Linked DNA regions of Homo sapiens: region 2 is linked to region 1. A link is a loop called in an ENCODE intact Hi-C map of the cell type or tissue named here. Cell type or tissue: HCT116. All regions are shown on one strand. Links, peaks and the distances in the headings refer to the core of each region. The heading gives the core; the rest is flanking DNA. Region 1 has its middle 22 kb from the start of NANS. Region 2 holds the start of HEMGN (hemogen).

The links. A loop is a pair of places that touch in the nucleus more often than their neighbours do. Peaks named below come from ENCODE experiments on the same cell type or tissue, not always from the same donor. Only the 100,000 strongest peaks of a DNase experiment are listed, where the experiment ranks them.
Region 2: it touches region 1 in a loop (2.7-fold over the local background); 97 of 110 quality-filtered maps call a loop at or near these places.

What each region holds. Positions count from the first base shown.
Region 1 is chr9:98,032,370-98,036,767 of GRCh38, forward strand. It overlaps a transcript of TRIM14 not described here. Among named protein-coding and RNA genes, the nearest start is that of NANS, 22 kb to the right of the region's middle. RefSeq lists enhancers at 2,436-2,545, 3,138-4,337, 3,516-3,585, 3,666-3,805. In HCT116, for the core only: a CTCF peak has its summit at 2,540 (motif pointing left); a DNase peak (open chromatin) is centred at 2,552; H3K4me3 peaks cover 292 bases; H3K27ac peaks cover 262 bases.
Region 2 is chr9:97,935,066-97,939,463 of GRCh38, forward strand. HEMGN (hemogen) reads right to left here and starts at 3,107. Exons shown (of 4, transcript NM_197978.3): 1 at 2,993-3,107; 2 at 1,106-1,199. The coding sequence starts at 3,071. In HCT116, for the core only: no CTCF peak of the experiment used is centred there; no DNase peak of the experiment used is centred there; H3K27me3 peaks cover 1,280 bases.

The DNA of each region.
Region 1 (4,398 bases), core at 274-4,273:
GAAGCACAGGAGAAAACATTTGGGATCTAGAGTGAGACAAAGAGCTCTTAAACTTAGCCCCCAAAACATGATTCATAAAAGGAAACATTTATATATTGGACTTTGTCAAAATTAAAAGCTTTTGCTCTGCAAAAGACCTTGTAAAGAGGATAAAAAGACAAGCTACAGCTACAGACTGGGAGAAAATATTTGCAAACCACATACCTGACAAAAGGACTAGTAACTAGAAATATGAAGCACTCTCAAAACTCAACAGCAAAAAAACAAGAATAGAATTAGAAAATGGGCAAAAGACATGAAGAGATTTCACTGAAGAGGATATACAGAAGGCAAATAAGCACATGAAAAGATGTTCAACATTATTATTAGCCATTTGGGAAATGCAAATTAAAATCACAATGAGATATCACTGCACTCCTCTCAGAATGGAAAAAATGAAAAATAAGGACAACACCAAATGCTAGTGAGAATGCAGAGAAACTGATCAATTATATATGTCTGGTGAGAATGTAAAATCATACAGCCACTCTGGAAAACAGTTTGGCAGTTTCTTATAAAAATGAAACATGTGCCAGGCACAGTGGCTCACGCCTGTAATCCCAGCACTTTGGGAGGCTGAGGCGGGTGGATCACTTAAGGTCAGGAGTTCGAGACCAGCCTGACCAACGTGGTGAAACCCATCTCTACTAAAAATACAAAAATTAGCCGGGCATGGTGGTGCATGCCTGTAATCTCAGCTACTCAGGAGGCTGAGGCGGGAGAATCGCTTGAACCCAGGAGACAGAAGTTGTGGTGATTGAGATCACACCACTGCATGCCAGCCTAGGCAACAGAGTGAGACTCCATCTCAAAAAAATTAAAATAAAATAAAAAATAAATAAAAAGGAACACACTACCCATACACAAAACAACCAGGATGAATCTCCAGGGAATCATGCTGAGGGAAAAAAGCCAGCCCCCAAAGGTTACAGAACTGCATGGTTCTGTTTATTAAAAACCCTCTTAAAATGACACAATTATAGAAATGGAAAATATTAGTGGTTGGCAGAGGTTAGGGAGGGGGTGGGGCTGGAGGGAAGTGGGTGTGGCTATACAAATCAAAATGATGGGTTTATTGGGGTGTTATGGGGTGATTCAGAAAATCCAAGGAAGGGTCTCAAAAGAGTTGAAACTGGGCAGCTCTGGGCAACTCAGTTGGCAGAAGTTTATGGACTTGCCATTCCTCATGATTTCCGGGCTACAGAGTCATCATTAGCAGAGAGAATCGTGAGAGAAGAGAACCTGGTTGATAGAGCTTTGGAAGGATAGCCAAACATCAAGGCTGGGCACAATGTCTCATGCCTATAATCCCAGCACTTTGGGAAGCTGAGGTGGGAGGATGACTTGAGCCCAGGAGTTTGAGACTAGCCTGGGTAACATGGCAAAACCCCATCTCTACCAAAAAACATTATCTGGGCAGGGTGGCACACATTTGTGGTCCCCAGCTACTCAGGAGGCTGAGGTGGGAGGATCACTGAGCCTGGGAGTTCAAGGCTGCAGGTGCCACTGCATTCCAGCTTGGGTGACAGAGTGAGACCCTGTCTCAAAAAAAAAAAAAAAAATCCACATCCTTGTTATTATTTATCTTTCCAATTTTAAATATCCTAGCAAGTGCGAAGTGGTATCTCACCATGGGTTTGGTTTGCATTTCCTGATAGTTAACTATGTTGAGCATCTTTTCATGTGCTTATTGACCCAGAGATGATCTTCTATCACATGTCTGCATCAGGTTGGTCAGCTTCCGGGGACAGTATCACACGGCGGAGCCCAAGTTACTATGGGGCGCTCTGGTTCCTGGGGTTGTTTTCAGAGATGACCATGAGGAAGCAGTGTGGTGAGAAAGGTCTCCCATGAAGATACGGATTTTTTTTGTTTTGTTTTTGTTTTTTTTCGAGACAGGGTCTTACTCTGTTGCCCAAGCTGGAGTGCAATGGCACGATCTTGGCTCACTGCAATATCCACCGCCCAGGTTCAAGCGATTCTCCTGCCTCAGCCTCCCAAGTAGCTGAGACTACAGGCGCCCACCACCACACCCAGCTAATTTTTGTATTTTTAGTAGAGACGGGGTTTCACCATGTTGGCCAGGCTGGTCTCGAACTCCTGACCTCAGGTGATCCTCCTGCCACTGCACCTGGGGAAATTTTGAAGCCCTAGAATGGAGGAGATTCCCAATGACAGTGAGGGAGAAGCGTGAGAGTTGTGAAAGCTTTGGGGACCCTTTGAAGTTAAGGGTGAGATGAGAAGGTGGAGACACGTCAGACCAACTGTCCTAACTGGGTACGGGGAGGGGCAGGACCAGCCAAACTAGGGATGAGGCCAGTGACAGGGATAAACTGTCAAGATGAGGTCTGAGGGTGGGAAGGTCCCCGCAGGTTGCGGGCGGTGGAAACAGGCATGGGAGCAGGGGCTCAGGAATGAGACCCCTCCCTGAGTGTTTCGGCAGGTCTGAGCCAACGGGGCCTTACACACCTCTTCTCACGTAGTCCTCACTACTGCCCTCTGGTGGTGGCTGTCTCCATTTCACAGGGGAGGACGTTGAGAAGTTCCTCTGCGTGAAAGGACAGAGCTGGGAGGTGAACCCCGGCCTGAATTATCCAAAACCCTGTGCACTTCTCAGGACACTGTAGTGTTCCAGGACCCCATAGGGACCCAGTGAGGGAAGAGATTATTATCATTTGGAAGACATTTGGGGTGGGGGTCTCAGCCAAAACATCAACTCATCAGAAAGACTCCTCTTGGCCACCCATCTAAAGAAGGTCCCTTTCCTCATTTCTCACGCGGCACTCAATTAGTTTCTTCACTGCCCTCATCATAATTCAAGACCATATAGTTATACGTGAATATAGTTTACTTTTATTGTAAACTACAGTTTGCAGGAAAAGGACCGTGGAGGCCTCTTTTGTTCCGCATTCTATCCCCAGCACCTGCTGTGGTACCAGGCACGCAAGCAGGCACTCGAAACTGCTTTGGTGGATGCAGCAGTGGGGTGCACTGGAAAACGGAGGCAAATGAGGGATGTCAGAGGTCACAAGCCTCCACCAGAGACTGAAGGTGTTGACTTTCACCCCCCACACCCTCCAGAGTGTGATGGGGGGTTTGCTCTCTCAGGGTCAGCATAAAAATGATGCTTATGTTACAGGGATGAGAACCAAGGTTGGGGAAGCAGAAAGTAGGTGGTGTGACCAGCGAGGGTGTGATCAGCAAGGGTGCCGAAAATGGGACAACTGACAGCCTTGGAAGAAGCAGGTTCTTTGGCCATGGGACCTGAGGCAGGCCCTCAGCAGCTGGGGTTGGGCAGCTTGGGTGGCTCCATGCTTCACTTCTTCCTCTGAGGAACTGGCCAGAAAGCTGACTTCAGCGACGACTCAGGGAACAGTCAGGTTCACCCAAGGGGCAGAATGTGGCCTGAGAACAGATGAAGTCAGTTACGCCTCAGTCATCGCTGTCATATTTTCTCTTCTGCACTTGCTCATTCAGAAAATATTTATTGGCATCTACTAGGTATTAAGAAGTCCTTGTAGGCCGGGTGTGGTGGCTCACGGCTGTAATCCCAGCACTTTGGGAGGCCGAGGTGGGTGGATTACGAGGTCAGGAATTCGAGACCAGCCTGACCAACATGGTGAAACCCCATCTCTACTAAAAATACAAAAATTAGCCAGGCGTGGTGGCATGTGCCTGTAATCCCAGCTGAGGCAGGAGAATCGCTTGGACCCAGGAAGCGGAGGTTGCAGTGAGCAGAGATCGTGCCATTGCATTCCAGCCTGGGCAACAGAGTGAGACTCTGTCTCAAAAAAACAGAAAAAAAGAAAAAGAAAAAGAAAAAAAGAAGTCCTTGTAATGCCAGCACTTTGGGAGGCCGAGGCAGGCAGATCACCTGAGGTCAAGATTTTGAGACCAGCCTGGCCAACATGGTGAAAACCCATCTCTACTAAAAATACGAAAATTAGCCAGGCCTGGTGGCATGTGCCTATACTCCCAACTACTTGGGAAGCTGAAGCAGGAGAATCGCAGGAATCTGGGAGGCAGAGGTTGCAGTGAGCCAAGATCATGCCACTACACTCCAACCTGGGTGACAGAGTGAGACTCCATCTGAAAAAAAAAAAAAAAAAAATGCTAGGCAAGGTGGCTCACATCTGTAATCCCAGCACTTTGGGAGGTTCAGATGGGTGGATCACCTGAGGTTAGGAGTTCAAAACCAGCCTAACCAACATGGAGAAACCCCATCTCTACTGAAAATACAGTATTAGCCAGGGGGATTGGGGGCTCATGCCTGTAATCCCAGCTACTCAGGAGGCTGAGGCAGGAGAATTGCTTGAACCCGGGAGGCAGAGCTTACGGTGAGCCCAGATCGCACCATTG
Region 2 (4,398 bases), core at 137-4,136, 97 kb before region 1:
CTTTTTCTTTCCAGCTGAAAGCTTTAATTCTCTTCCCACTATTCTGCTTTCTTCTGACTAGGAAAAAATCATGAACCAACACAACCCCCACATTATACTGACATCATTCTCCTATTTATCAATCGTATGTGAACTTGGTGTTATAGAAACATCTGTTGTAGCAGAACAGACAGTGCTCAGTCCACAGCGGGGTTTGGGGATTGGAAAATGCCCTTTCTTAGGAAGAGTGCTTTGCTTAAATTAGTGGTTCTCAACTGGGGATGATTTTGCCTGTCTTCCCCCAACCCCACCCCAGAAGACTTTTGACAATGTTTGGAGACATTTTGTTGTCACAGCTGGGGTGGAAGGTGCTGTTGGCATCTAGAGGCCAGAAAATGCTACAAAACATCTGCAGTGCACAAGCCAGCCCCCCACACAACAGGAAGTTCTCCTGCCCCCAGTGTCAGCAGTGCCAAGGTGGAGACACTTTGGCTTAGATGGATGCTGCACTTTTGGCTCTTTGGGCTCCCCTTCCAAGCAAGCAAGTCCCCAGTTTCCACAATCATATTTGAAATGGATGCAATTAGATGTCGCCTAATTTACAGTCATGTTATTGTACCCCCTTCCTGCATTTACATACAGGTGAACATACAGGTTATCTAAACTCTTTGTCACTCATTTACAGCGAATGTTTTGGCTTATTCCATGGAGAGTTAATCACACTCATTCAGTAAAGATTTAGCTAATAGAAAGCTTGGCGAACAATCTTGGAGGCTTCTTCAATGATGTTTCCCACTCCCAACAGGATGCTTCTATGTTTATATTACCTAGGAGCTAAACGCCAGGCTTCTCTACAATATAATTCGGTTGCTCAGTGCTTTAATTAAAAGAGACCAGGGAAAAAATTCTGTTCCCACCATTTTACCAGCTGTGTGTGTGACTTTAGGCAAGAGGTGTAACTCACTGGAGGCTTAGTCTCTGTTTTTCTGTAAAATAGGGATAACCATGTCTGATTTACAGGATTGTTGGAAAGATAAAATACAGTGTGTAAAGTGCACAGCACTACTTTATGCATAACATCCTCAATAAATATATTAGTTCCCTTTCCCTTGTGATGCTACCATACCCAAATAGCCATTGTGATGTTTCCTTTTCATGCACTTCAGCTTTTCTTTTTCTAAGTAGTTCTCTGTTTCTCAAACTCCAGGTTCCAATGACTTCTGTAATAAAATGAAAGTGATTAGAAAAAGTGATGAACTGTGGTGTCTATCAGCAAAAGTCCTGTAGCCAAGTGGCAGAGTCTCTGTTCTAGGTTTTTCTCCTAGCTTTTTGAGGACAAGGACTGCATCTCATTTATCCTTGTATCTCCAGAGAAAGCCTGGAAGCAGACATTCAGCAAATGTTTTTGAATGAAAAGGTCAGAGACCTACTCCTACATAGTATTTGTACATAAGTGTGCTACCAACCTATTAATTTCTTCAAAGTAATTTTATATATTGTACAAATAATGAAAAAAGTAGCCATATTTTGCTGTCTTTAACATGATAACTTGTTTTCATTTTATTCCTCACTTCTATCCAGTCTTTATATTACACAAAGTTGTAAGAATAGCATACCACAATTTTAATCTTTTTATTAAGCTAGCGTTATATTAGAACTATTTTCCATGACGTAGTCTTCATAATGATAATTTTAATGACAATGTGATACATAGTCTAGTTGATGTACTCTCATTTACCCAATCATTCCTCTTGGATTGAGCATTTAGATTGTTGCTAGTTATCTTTGCCTTGTATATCAAATTATAATAAGCATATTCATTGCATATAGCTTTTCTTTGGTATTTTTTCCTTAGAACGGTGTTTTTTCAAGTTCTTTGGAAAATTAAGGGTTTGATCAAAAAAGTTTCTGCTGCTGTCTAAGGTTGAGAAAAATTGATGAGTCTTTGATGCAGAGCTTCCTAGAGCCTGTGAAGTGATACAAATCCACACTGGGACCTCTAAAGAATAGAGCATGCCCCTTGAACCATGGTGCCTCTTGTTCTTGGGATAAGGGTTCTTAATAGGAAAAATTATATCTTTATTTTTACCAACCTCTAATTAAAATTGACAGTTCCTTCAATTATGAATGTAGATAACAAACCACAGTAGTTTTGGCAGTATATGACTTTTTTTTCAACTTTTATTTTAAGTTCAGGGGTTCATGTGCAGGATATGCAGGTTTGTTACATAGGTATACATGTGCCATGGTGGTTTGCTGTGCAGATCATCCCATCACCTAGGTATTAAGCCCAGCATCTATTATCTATTCTTCCTGATGCTCTCCCTCCCCCTCAGCATATGACTTGGTCCCTATAAAGAAATCACATATTTTTTTATCACATTATAGTTGTTGCAGATACCTTAAAATATCACCTACTGGCTATGACTTATTTGACTTGATACTATTATTAGACCCACCACTGGATATTGTAATCTATAAATAATCATATATATTACTATATAATAATTTTTTATTTTGATATTTGTATCTTAATGTAATTATTCCCTTTCTAGTCTTATATATTTAATTTTATGCCTTTAAAAATTTTATTCAAAGAAGGAGTCTCTGGGTTCATCAGAATGCCAAAGAGATCCATGTAGCAAAAAAAATTTAAAACAATGTCTTAAGGTATCTCAAGGCCTAAGTTTCCACAAAACATTTTGAGAAATGTTGCTTTAGGATAGATCCAAGGACTGAGATTAGTGAGTCAAAAGAATAAGCAGTATTATAGCTCTCACCACTTATTGCCAGATCTCTTTCCAAACGTTAGACCAAATTTGTGCTGCCATAGAAATGTATGAATCCACTTGTTTTACCACAGCCATCGAATGAAATTATTGGATGAACTAGTCTCATTAGCTTTCATTTATTTCCTTTTTTTTTTTTTTTGGCCAGATCCATTGAAAAGAGAAAATTATCATACCCCGAATTCTTCTCAACAGCCACCAGCTCTTAAGGTATTTTTCATTACCTGGAGAATGGTTCTCTTCTTGATGAGGGTCAGGTGTCTGATGGTGCTTCAAATGAGATTGGTCCTTTCCCAAATCCATCTTGCTGCAATACCTTCCTGCTATTTTGGTCTGACTTCCACAAGCAGCCTAGATGCTTTTTTAAAATATCAAAAACATCTAACACTTAAAAAAAAAAACCACACACACAAGTTTGCCTGTCACTTGACTTCCCGCCTAAAAGTTTTATCTGGTTGGACCACAACTGCAGGCTAATTCTACTATCTTTATCACACTGCACAGGTGTGAGTAGGGGAAATGGCTGGTGCTAGCAACCCCTAGCATAGGTTGCTATTTATACAGGGAAACTCTCTGACCACAGCCTGGCATGGCACAGCCTCTAGTCAGCACTCTTTTGGTTCTATCTGCCAGGAAGTGTCTGGATCCGATGTTCCTTTTTACAGATGGAGGTAGCCTAGTGTAGAAAGAACACAATCTAGGCCCCAACCAGCTCAGTGGCCCAGGGCAAGTCACCTCCCTTTTCTATGACTCTCTGCATTTGCAAAATGGGTAAATAATTCCTGTCTTGCCTACTTCATACGGTTCTTGTGAAAGTGAAAATAATAGATATAAAAGTTTCTAGAAAGTGTGATATATATTAATCTTACATGGTTTCCTGTATGTAGCTTTTTTCACCTTAATCTGTTGCAAAATAATGTACAGTTTTGCTGTGTATGCTGTTAGACTTAGTTAAGAAATAGACATAAAGAACCAAATTAGAATTTCACAGCAATTTTGTACCCTTTTTGGCTCACCAAATCATTCGCAAGTGACTCAAGATAACTAGTGAAATCCATTGTTACTCATATAGGGGAAGGTGAAAAATTACTTCTTAATGAAAATATCACCACATTATATCCCAGAAATTAAGTTGAAATAATCAAAGGAACCATCCTATCTCCAAGCAGTAACCCCATTTGTGAAGACAAGGAGCCACAGACTACTATGGTTCAACTAAAGAAGAAACCCTGAGCACCTCCTGATACAGGAAGCCAGTCTGGGAGATGCAGGATTAATATATGTGTTCTGGATTCAGATTGAATTGAAGTGAGTTTGAATTCCAGTGTTGACATTCCCTAATTCAGTGACCTGAGGCAGGTTAGATAGCCTTGGAGTCAATTTACCTATCTATAACATGGGGACAATATTGGTATCTACCTCAGAAAGTTACTGGGATGATTAAGTCCAGTAATCCATATGAGGCATTTTATGTGTGCCTAGCATATTGAACTTGGTCAGTAAATGTTAGCTACCAATAAAAATACAGTAACCAGATTTTGGTAAAGCAAGTCATAGTTTAAATGCACTAAAGAGAGAATCTGAAGAGGATTCTTTATAAAGAAAGACCTTTGTAATGTGAATAGATACC